2 separate regions of the Homo sapiens genome follow, and region 1 is linked to region 2. Evidence: chromatin loops called from intact Hi-C (ENCODE). Cell type or tissue: natural killer cell. All regions are shown on one strand. Each heading gives the region's core, and the rest is flanking DNA. Links, peaks and the distances in the headings are about the cores only.

What was found. A loop is a pair of places that touch in the nucleus more often than their neighbours do. Peaks named below come from ENCODE experiments on the same cell type or tissue, not always from the same donor. Only the 100,000 strongest peaks of a DNase experiment are listed, where the experiment ranks them.
Region 1: a loop joins it to region 2, with 18 times the contacts of the local background. A loop is called at or near these places in 7 of 110 quality-filtered maps.

The regions. Positions count from the first base shown.
Region 1 is chr12:14,184,107-14,189,491 of GRCh38, reverse strand. No RefSeq gene overlaps it. Among named protein-coding and RNA genes, the nearest start is that of ATF7IP, 180 kb to the left of the region's middle. RefSeq lists an enhancer at 3,446-3,565. In natural killer cell, for the core only: CTCF peaks have their summits at 3,163 and 3,364 (motif pointing left); a DNase peak (open chromatin) is centred at 3,411.
Region 2 is chr12:14,451,748-14,457,132 of GRCh38, reverse strand. ATF7IP (activating transcription factor 7 interacting protein) reads right to left here. Exons shown (of 15, transcript NM_018179.5): 7 at 499-572. Among named protein-coding and RNA genes, the nearest start is that of PLBD1-AS2, 76 kb to the left of the region's middle. In natural killer cell, for the core only: CTCF peaks have their summits at 2,611 and 2,819; a DNase peak (open chromatin) is centred at 2,842; H3K27ac peaks cover 211 bases.

The DNA.
Region 1 (5,385 bases), core at 251-5,250, 270 kb after region 2:
AGGTGAACCCTATTCTAATTGAGTGCACTAGCTCCATTAATCAGCAACAGCTGAGCAAGACCAGCATCCCTTGAACCTATTATCTTTGCGGCTGCCTTCCCTTTGTTTCTCACATTCACGAAGACCCTGCTGCTTGTGTTTGTGTGTAGATAGAAAGGGGATCTCTTGGGGCAGCTATGTCTTCCTCTACGGACAAGCGTGATACATATGGAAATTCCAAGTGGTGGTACCTGTGAAGAAGCGGACAATTCTGGAACCCTGGTGTTTGTGGCAAAGAAAGAAAGGAAGCAAGGAGAACCAGCCACCCTGAAAGGAGGTAGCAATGGTTAGCTTTATCCAGGGTTTCCTGATGTCACTCTACCTTCTTCATTTTTTTGTCTCATTTCTTCTTTCCCCCAAAGTAACAGTGCTAAATGTAAAATACTGTTGCATTGAACCAGGTCTCCTTCTAAGCCCGGGAGAGCTGGAACCTTCCTCCATTTTATTATGTATGTTTTTCTTTCTTACTTCCTCTTACTTCAGGCCAGAAAGCCTATATACTGCCAGGAATAAAACAATGAAAGCCAGTCTTTGCTGCTGGCTCTATGCATGTGGCCAAATGATTATTGGCAAGAGCACTGTTAGGATGCTAGCAGGGGATTCTGAAGGTGTCTGCTAATAACATATTCTCACGGGATGATTTAGGGAGGCTGCAGGAATACAAGGCTCTTTCTGGTGTGAAAAGCAATTCCACTCTCCTTGGGGGCTGTCTGACCTTGTCCCTTTTTCCTCTCACCCGAGACTGCCCTGTGGTCCCACCCAGTGTTTTCATAAAGAAACACTTTTAGATAATAACACACAGAAATTACCTGCTTGGCCAGTTAACATATCTGGGTGCCAGAAAGCCACCATGGAAGGGGCAGGCATTCTGTGGGACTCCCCTGCTTTTTAAAAGCTGAGTTCAATCTCTGTTCTATCTTCCAACAGTGTCTGGTGGAATCGTTTGAAACTTTCAAAATAAGTTGATAGGAATTTTATGTCTATTGAATCTAATAAAAAAACTTGAGCTTGTATTCCTTTTTTTCCCTCATTTTCTTCTTCTATTGACTCATTTTTAGTGTATTTTATTAGGGAATCAGGGGTAATTGGAAAAGAACAACAAAAAAATCTGTTCCACGGGCGTTTTGAGAAGCAGAGCCCCTAAGTCATGCTGGTGCCCAACTTCTCTTACCCATATTGGCGCAGGGATACCCTCTGCAGATGTCTCCTCCCAGAGTCCCAAAAAAGGAATGGAGCAATTTCCCTGCAGTCCCCGGTGTTCCCCCTCAGCCTGTCCGCCTTACTTCCGGGAAACTGGGAACCCGTTGTGGGACCACCTCCTGTCTTCCTCTTTCTTCCTGTCCTACAATCCCCTTCATCAGGAGAGGGCGGATGTTTCTTTAACTTCCAATCTATCTACTATAGTCCATCGGGACTAGCTCTTGATACACTTAATGTGAGTTAAAAATGTAGAGAATCCTTTCTCTCTCAATTGTGTCTGTTATCTAGTTTATTGTTATGCTACGCCATCTCTTGAATGTTATAAGTTGAATAATAACTCCTGCTCTTCTCATTCCTTCTTTCACAGTCTCAATCCAATCTGCACCTCCTTCTCTCCCACGATACTTTAGGTTTTGACAAAGATTCTTTGCTTGGCCAAAGTTTAGTCAGGCTTCCAAATCTTCTGCTCAGCCCATCTATGCACTTTCTTGCAACATCCAGTTTTAGCAAAGAACACTACTAAGTCAGTTTAGCCAGAACCCCTCATCCTCAGTATCTGATCATCCTGGATATCTGATCAGAATTTTCCTCTCCCACGTCCCCAACGCGATGCCTGTTCACCCTGGCCTGTCTTCAGCAAGAATCCTGTTGTGTTGGTTTAGCCAGAATCCCCCTCACCCCTGATGTTTCCTCTTAGTAATTTTCCATCCACTGACCTCCACCCTGCTCGTTGGCATCAATTATGATTTCCACCTGCTTGTGCTGTATTCAGAGTTGCCCCAGTCTCTCCCTGACTGCAAGACCCCATTGCCCTGGTCCCTGTAGCTATCGTGATGGTTCTGAATGACGTTTTCCTTGCCATGCTTTAACTAGTATCACTGAATAAGTTTTCCTTAACAGTTAATTAGGGAGAAGGTCGCATAATGTAGTTTTTCAAAATACTATCTTCCCTTGCACAGCCTCGTGTATTGAGTTATGCTAACAGCACCACTTCTGCCACGGATCCCACACCACACCCTAATAACGTGTAGAGCTGTAAATATATGGCATAATCATTTCTGTTGCATCACTTGTACTGAGCACAAGGCAGGCTCATTCTCACCCTTCAAGTCTCAGCCTAAATGCTGCCTCCCCAGAGATGCCCTTCTTGATGAGTGTCCTCTTCTAGTTAGTTTCTATCTCATCATTCTGGTTTTTTTTTAAATAACTTTATCACAATGTTTTATGCCGCTTGTTTACTTACTAATTGTGTCTCCCATAGAAATGTAAGATCCATGAGGCCAGGATCTTTTATTTATTTTTTATATATTTTTTGAGACAGTGTCTCACTGTGTTGCCCAGGCTGGAGTGCAGTGGTGTGAACATGGCTTACTGCAGCCTTGACCTGTGCTCAAGCAAGCCTCCTACCTCAGCCTCCTGAGTAGCTAGAACGAAGACAGGTACATGCCATGACACCTGGCTAATTTATTTATTTTTAATTTTTTTGTAGAGATGAGGTCTCGCTATGTTGCCCAGGCTGGTCTCGAATTCCTGGACTCAATCATTCCTCCTGCCTTGGCTTCCCAAAATGGGATTACAAGCGTGAACCACTGCTCCCGTGTTTATGTTTTCAGTTTTAATTTTAATTTGTTGGGAGGCCAAGGCAGGTGGATCACTTGAGCCCAGGGGTTTGAGACCAGCCTGGGCAACATGGTGAAACCCTGTCTTTACAAAAAATACACACATTAGCTGGGTGTGGTGGTGGGCACCTGTAGCACCATCTGCTTGGGAGGCTGAGGTGGAGGTGGAAGGAACACCTGAGCCTGGGAAGTTGAGGCTGCCAAGAGCTGTGATTGTGCCACTGCATTCCAGCCTGGGTGACAGAGTAAGACCCCGTCTCTAAATAAATACATATTTTTTTTTAGAGACAGAGTTATGCTCTGTCACCCAGGCTGGAGTGCAGTGGCACAATCATAGCTTGCTACAGCCTTGAACTCCTGGGCTCAAGTGATCTTCCCGCCTCAGCATCCCAAAGTACTGGGATTACAGGCATGAGCCACTGCAGCTGGCCCTTTTATTTTTATTTATTATTGTATCTCCAATTCCTAGCATAGAGCCTGGTGCACAGCAGGTGATTGTAAATCTTTATTGAGAAAGTGAAAAGGTACTAGAGAGCTCCCTCTTGTGGATGCTTAGGCTGCGAATCCCTTTTGAGGCATGCATGGAATTGCAACGTTACTCCTGCCCATGGCTTTTTGTATTTGAAACATCTGGAGTCCTGTAAAGGTGATTGCATTTTGCTATTCAGGAAGGGTCGCTAATTTCAGCTTAAGATGTTCAAGTTTCATAAAAAGAAAAGATGATAGGTGATGGAGCTCCCCCAGGAGAATTCAGAGAGCGAACCTGAGAGAAGATAGGGGAAGAGAAAATGGTCACGACTCAGACAGAGGTCCTACTGTCTCTATTATGTCAGTTGCCTAATTTGAGGCACACTTTTGTGGCCCAGGAGGTGTCCAGGCAAGCGAGCAAGGGAAATGATTGTTGTAAATGACCATTATGCCAGTGCCCGGGGCAGTGGCTGAAGTGGAGGACCCAGTGGGTGCCACATTTTAGGGTAAAGTGGCCCAGGCAGGCTGCCACTCTCTGCACCGCATGCCACTTTATGGTTGAAGCTAAAGATGACACCTGCTCTTTCCCTGGGGTATTTTGTGAGTCAGAGACTGAAGCCAGCACAGCTGCTCCTCTGCAGGGCATTGTCATTCCCTGCTGCAGCCCCATATCTGGGAGCAGCCCTGGTCTCCCCCTTCTCTCTTCCCTTCCACATTTGTCAATAGCCAATTGATTTAATCTTCCAACTCTCTCTTGATTATGGTTTGCTTTTCTCCTTCTCCTTTGCTGGAGACCAAGCTGGCATCTTTTTTGCCTAATTGATTGCAAGAATCTCCTGAGAGTTTATTCCAAATCAGACTTGATGGCTTCTATTTTACTTTTTAGTATGATCTCAATCAGGTCCGTCTCCAGATTAAATTAACAGATCCTCTGTTGTTTCATTGATCAAAGATCTCCGTCTTTCTCCTTCCTTAAGCCTTATCTTATTACTTATATTTTCTTCCCTCCTCTCAATTCTTAAGATTTTCCCCTATTTTTCCAGTTTCTAGAACTTATAATGCTTTTTTTTTTCTTTTTTTAAAAATAGTGCTTTTGCACCATAGTTTCATTTTGTCCAGCACACGATTAATTTATGTATACTGGCCTACTATTCTGAGAGCCTGTAAAGCTCACTTTTATTTCTATTAGCTTTAAAAGATTCCATAGTAATTTCCATAGAGATACTCATGTTGTCTGCAAATGAAGACAGGTTTACTTCTTTCTTTCCAAAGTGTCTGCATGTACTTCTTTTTCTTTTTATCTTTTTTTTGAGAGAGTCTCACTCTTTCGCCCAGGCTGGAGTGCAGTGGCACAATCTCAGCTCATGGCAACCTCTGCCTCCTGGGTTCAAGCAATTCTCCTGTCTCAGTCTCCTGAGAAGCTGGGACCACAGGCATGCACACCCGGCTAACTTTTGTGTTTTTAGTAGAGACGGGGTTTCACTATGTTGGCCAGGTTGGTCTTGAACTCCTGACCTCAAGTGATCCGCCTAGGCCTCCCAAAGTGCTGGGATTATAGGTGTGAGCCACCATGCCCGGCCATGTACTTCTTTTTCTTGCCTTATTGCCCCAGCTAGAATCTCCAGTGGTGTTAAATAAGCGTGGGGAGCATGGATGTTCTTCCTGATCTTAGGGGGAAAGGATTCAGTCTTTCACCTTTAAGTGATGTTAGCATACTTTTTTTTATAGGTTTTCTTTTTCAGGTTGAGAAAACTTCATTCTATTTTTTTTAGCTTGTTGAAAATTTTTATCATGAAGGCATATTGAATTTTATGAAATACTTTTTCTGCAACTCTTAAGATAATCATATGATTTTACTTTTTACATGGACTGATTTCAAATATTGAGCAAATTCTCTATTCCAAGAGAAACTTTACTTGTTTATTCTTTTTATATGTTGCCAGATTTGATTTGTTAATATATTTTTAAGAATTTTAGCATCTGTGTTCATGAGAGATCATGATATGTACTTTTCTTGTAATATCTTGGTCTGGACTTGCTATTAATGTTGGCCTGATAA
Region 2 (5,385 bases), core at 179-5,178:
CAGTGGCCCACAGGGGAAAAAGGGTGGCTAGACTTGGGTTTCACAATCCTAAACTGCAAGCAAAAACAGTGAGGCATAGCTGGCACAAAGACTTCTAAATGCTGGGGTCTGTGGCATTAACTCTTAACTCTTAACTCTTGTATTCTAATGTCTGTTATCAGTACTTAACCTGAATACCAAAAGTAGGTCCTAATATATACAGACATTAGTCTTTCTCACCCTTAACAGAAGCATTTCTCAATTACTTGAAAGAATACTATTTAAGACAAGTGGTTAAAGAAATATATAGTGACCAAAGAATGCCTTATAATAAGTTAGCAAAAGTATTATTCACAGATGAACAATATAATGAAGCAGAAAAAGAAAATATACTAACCAAGTACACCAAACACTTATTTCTACATAAATACCATGATTACACTGCAAGATTCTTTGACCAAATAAAGAAAGTAGAACTTTGTTCTGTTTTTAAAAACTAGACAGACTATGAATTCTCACCTGTAAGACATGTTATTATTGCTGTTGACATCATTTACAGTTTTTCCTGGTGATACTGGTGGGTTGGGTGGATGCTGGGGGAGAAAAAAAAATCAAGGTAAAAATAAAACTCAACACACAGGGAATCTTTAAAAAAAAATTAGACCTGTAGATGCCTGTCAATATATTATCTGTCACTGTTCTAATATAATGGGAAACATTGCCAGCTGAGACAATAATTTGAATCTTGGCATTATCACTTGTTCATTGTATCTTAAGCAAATCATTTACTTTGCTGAAGACAACTGCTTATCATTTGAGAGATTAATATAATAATTCCTGCATCTCAGTGTTCTTATGAAGAATAAATTAAAAACACCAGAATGGCTCACATGCTGTAAGAGTTTAAAAAACATTAACAATATAAATCTAAAGAATAACCAGACTCACTCATTTAACAAATAGCTAGTGAATGCCTACTATGTAGCAGGCATCATATTAGCACCACCAATTCAACAAATAAGTGGTATCCAATGTCACAAATCAAAATTATTTTTAAGTTGTTTTTTAAAAAAATACTACCTACCACTATGTGACTTAAATTATTTAATAAAATGTCACAAATCTAAGCTTCAGTAACAACTTATTTCAGCCTTTCCCCCCAAAACCAGGGAATACAGAAATGGAATTATAACGCCTACATATTAACTATCATTATTTAGGCCTCCATCATTAATAACACTATCATCATTTATCTCTTAAAACGAGGCTGGGCACAGTGGCTCACACCCGTAATACTAGCACGTTGGGAGGCTGAGACAGGCAAGGATTGCTTGAGCTCAGGAGTTACAGACCAGCCTGGGCAACGTAGCAAAACCCCATCTCTAAAAAAAAAATACAAAAATTAGCCAGGCGTGGTAATACACGCCTGTGGTCCCACCTTCTTGGGAGGCTGAGGTGGGAGGATAGCTTGAGCCGAGGAGGCAGAGGTTGCAGTGAGCTGAGATTGTGTCACTGCACTCCAGCCTGGGTGACAGAGCCAGAACATGCCTCAAAAACAAACAAACAAAAAATGGAAGAATAAAATATCTCTACTCAAGACTAAGTCAAGTGTAAGAATAACATATTAAACCAAAGGTAGTAAATGCTTAGAATTACATTGAGCAGATGCCATTAATCACTCTTCTTAACAACAAATACATCTTGCTACTTTTTATATGACACAACAATAATTTCAACCTTCTAGTATGACATTGCATTAGATACGTGTAGAGGGAAAAACAATAGAATTAAGACAATCTGCTATAAAGGTGCTTAAAATCTGGCTGTCAAGATAAACAAATGTAAAACAAGAGAAAAGCACATTAAAATAACTGTGTAAGGCGAATGCAAAAAGCTTAAAAAAGAAAAGCTTTTAGGGAAAGGAATGCATCTTTAAGCACATTGTTGAGTAATTTTTTTTTTTTTTTTTTTGAGATAGAGTCTCACTGTCGCCCAGGCTGGAGTGCACCATCCTGCGGCACCATCTTGGCTCACTCTAGCCTCCGCCTCCCAGGCTCAAGCGATTCTCCTGCCTCAGCCTCTGAGTAGCTGGGATTACAGGTGCCTGCCACCAGGCCCGGCTAATTTTTGTATTTTTAGTAGACGTGGGGTTTTGCCATGTTGACCAGGCTGGTCTCGAACTCCTGAACTCAAGTGATCTGCCCGCCTCAGCCTCCCAAAGTGCTGGGATTACAGGCATGAGCTACTGTGCCTGGCCATCATTGAGTAATTATTACACTCAAAATGGTTAAGATAAAAGAATATTTCAGGAGAAAAACAAGAAGAATAAAAGCATAGAGAATAAATAAATGGTTTAGAACACAGGAGTCATTTGATGGAGGATTTTTGAAAACTGTGGTATGATCAGCAACATGTCAGAACAGGAAGTCCCCTCTGCTTCCCATATGGAGATGACTTAACAAGATAAGCATCATATTGCCTGCATGAGATTTCCACAAATTAGTTGAGAGGGTATGCCATCCCAGGTGAGCACAAGGCCAAAAAGAGGCACACTGGAACAGTTAGGAAAATACATTGCATTTACTCACTATACCCCATCAACCTCCCAACACAGCTTCTACATCAGAAAGGAAAGAGAAAGTTGGAGCTTGAATCCAACTGTTTAAGAAAGATGCCCAACGCATTAGATTTTGTCTTACCCAACATGGAGGACTAATCTGGAGCAAGAACTGTGACTATGGCACTTCGGATGCCTGTGAGCCTCAGAGACCAAAGGCAGGACCCTCAACTTGATAGAGCACCAGAGAAATTGCAGTAACACAGACAGACAGCAGGGGAAGCACTAATACAACAGCTTGCCAAAGTACCAGAGGCTGCTATAGCAAAGACAGGTACCAGAGGGAGCTTCAGAGTAGAGAGGCAAACCTCTTCAGATGGAAGAGTACAAGCAAAAGCCCAGAGAAGACACATAGCCAAAAAAAGGTGTTAGAGGCCCACAGACTCTCTAACAAGGCTGACTGGTGAAGCCCTTCCTGTGTACAAGAGTCCACAAAGACTGGGAGATGTGGCTGTTTTTTCAAATGCTAAAATTTCAACAAGCATACAAATAAACAGAGAAACATGGTCCAATCAAATAAATAAAATAAATCTCCAAAAACCAACCCTAAAGTAACAGAGAGCTATGAATTATCTGCCAATGAATTCAAAATAACTATCATTAAGACACTCTGGCCAGGCCTGGTGGCTCGTGCCTGTAATCCCAGCACTTTGGGAGGCCGAGGCGGGCAGATCACCTGAGGTCAGGAGTTCAAGAGCAGCCTAGCCAAAATGGTGAAAGCTTGTATCTACTAAACATACAAAAATTAGCCGAGCGTGATGGTGGGCACCTGTAACCCCAGCCACTCAGGAGGCTGAGGCTGGAGAATCGCTTGAACCCAGGAGGCGGAGGTTGCAGTGAGTGGAGATTGCGCCGTTACACTCCAGCCTGGGCGACAGGAGCGAAACTCCTTCTCAAAAAAAAAAAAGATACTCAATTAGGTGAAAGTGAAAGAGACGACAGAAAACAGCAAAATCAGGAAAAGGGTGCATGAACAAAATGAAAATATCAACAAAGAGAAACTGTAAAAACGTATCATAATACAAATTAAAAAGCTGAAGAATACACTGAAATGAAAATTCACTGTAGAGAATCAAGAGCAGACCGGATCAAACCGAAAAATAAGTCCACAAGTTTGAAGACAGGTCATTTGAAATTATCAAGCCAGAGGAGCAAAAAGAGAATGAAAAAAAGCTAAGAAAGTCTAAAGGACTTTTGGGACACCAACAGGCAGACCAATATACACATAAGGGAAGTAAAGGAAGACAGAGAGAAAGATAAATAATTGCTGAAAATGTCTGAAACTGGAAGAAGAAAATGGAGATGCAAATTCAAGAAGCTCAAAGACCTCCAACTATTGTTAACCCAAAAACATCTACACTGAGATACATTATAACCAAGCTGTCTGAATCACAGTAAATAATCTTGAAAGCAGTAAGAGAAAAGCAACTCATAACAACACACAAGGGAACTCCCATAAGATAACACGCAGATATCTCAGCAGAAATCTTGTAGGCCTGAAGGAGTGAGATAATATATTATCAAAGGGCTGAATCAAAGACCTGCCAATCAAGAATACTATACCTGGCAATAATATGCTTCAAAAATGAAGGTGAAATTAAAATTTTTCCCAGATTAGTAAAAGCTGAAGGAGTTTCATCACTATACCTGTCCTAAAAGAAGTGCTGAAGAAAGCCCTTCACGTGGAAACTAAAGAGTGTATGCATCATGGAAGCATACAAAAATATAAACTTCTCTAAGAAAATGTTGATAAGGAGAAAAATACAGAATCCTGTATTCTTGTTATATTGGTGCATAAACCACTTTTAATTCTGGTATAGAACTTAAAAGCTTAAAAAAACTAAAAATATGTTAACAGATACACAACATAAAAAGATGTGATATACGACAACAGTAACATCAAGTCATAGTGAGGCAGATATAGACTAGCGCTCTTATATGATTAAAGTTATTTGCAGTTTAACATAGACAGTTGTAACTTTAGGATGTTTTATGTAATCCCCACGGTAACCACAGAGGAAACATCTAAAGAAAATACACAAAACGAACTGTAAAAGGAATGAAAGCACACTACTATACCAAAAGAAAAACAAAAAGCAATGAAACACAAAGGAATCAAGAAACAAAAAAAAGCTACAAGTCATAGAGAAAAAAACAAAATGACAACAATAAGTCCCTTCCAATGAGCAGTTTATTTAAATGCAAATGGATAAAATTCTCCAATCAAACGACAGGTTGACTTAATGTTTTTTAAAATAAGATCCAACTATATGGTGCCTACAAGAGGCTCACTTTGGATCCAAAATACAACACAGAATGAAAGTGAAAGGATGGAAAAATATTACCATGCAAATGGTAACAAGAAGAGAGTAAGGATGGGCCATACTTATGTATGACAAAATAGACTTTAGGTCAAAAACTGTCAAAACAGACAATGAAGGACATAATGATAAAAGGGTACTTTCACCAGCTGTAACACACACACACACACCCCTACATCAGAGCTCCAAATATATGAAACAAACATTGAAAGAATGGAAGGGAGAAACAGACAGTAACACAATGATAGTAGGAAACTTCAATACCCCACTTTCAATAATGGATAGAACCATCAGACAGAATATCAACACAGAAACAGAGAACTTTAACAACACTATATGCTAATTGGACCTAACAGACACATAGGATAAGCTTGGATCAAACAACAGCAGAATACACATTCTTCTCAAGAGCACATAGAAAATTCTCATGGATAGGTCGCATGTCACAACCCAGGTCTTAACAAATTT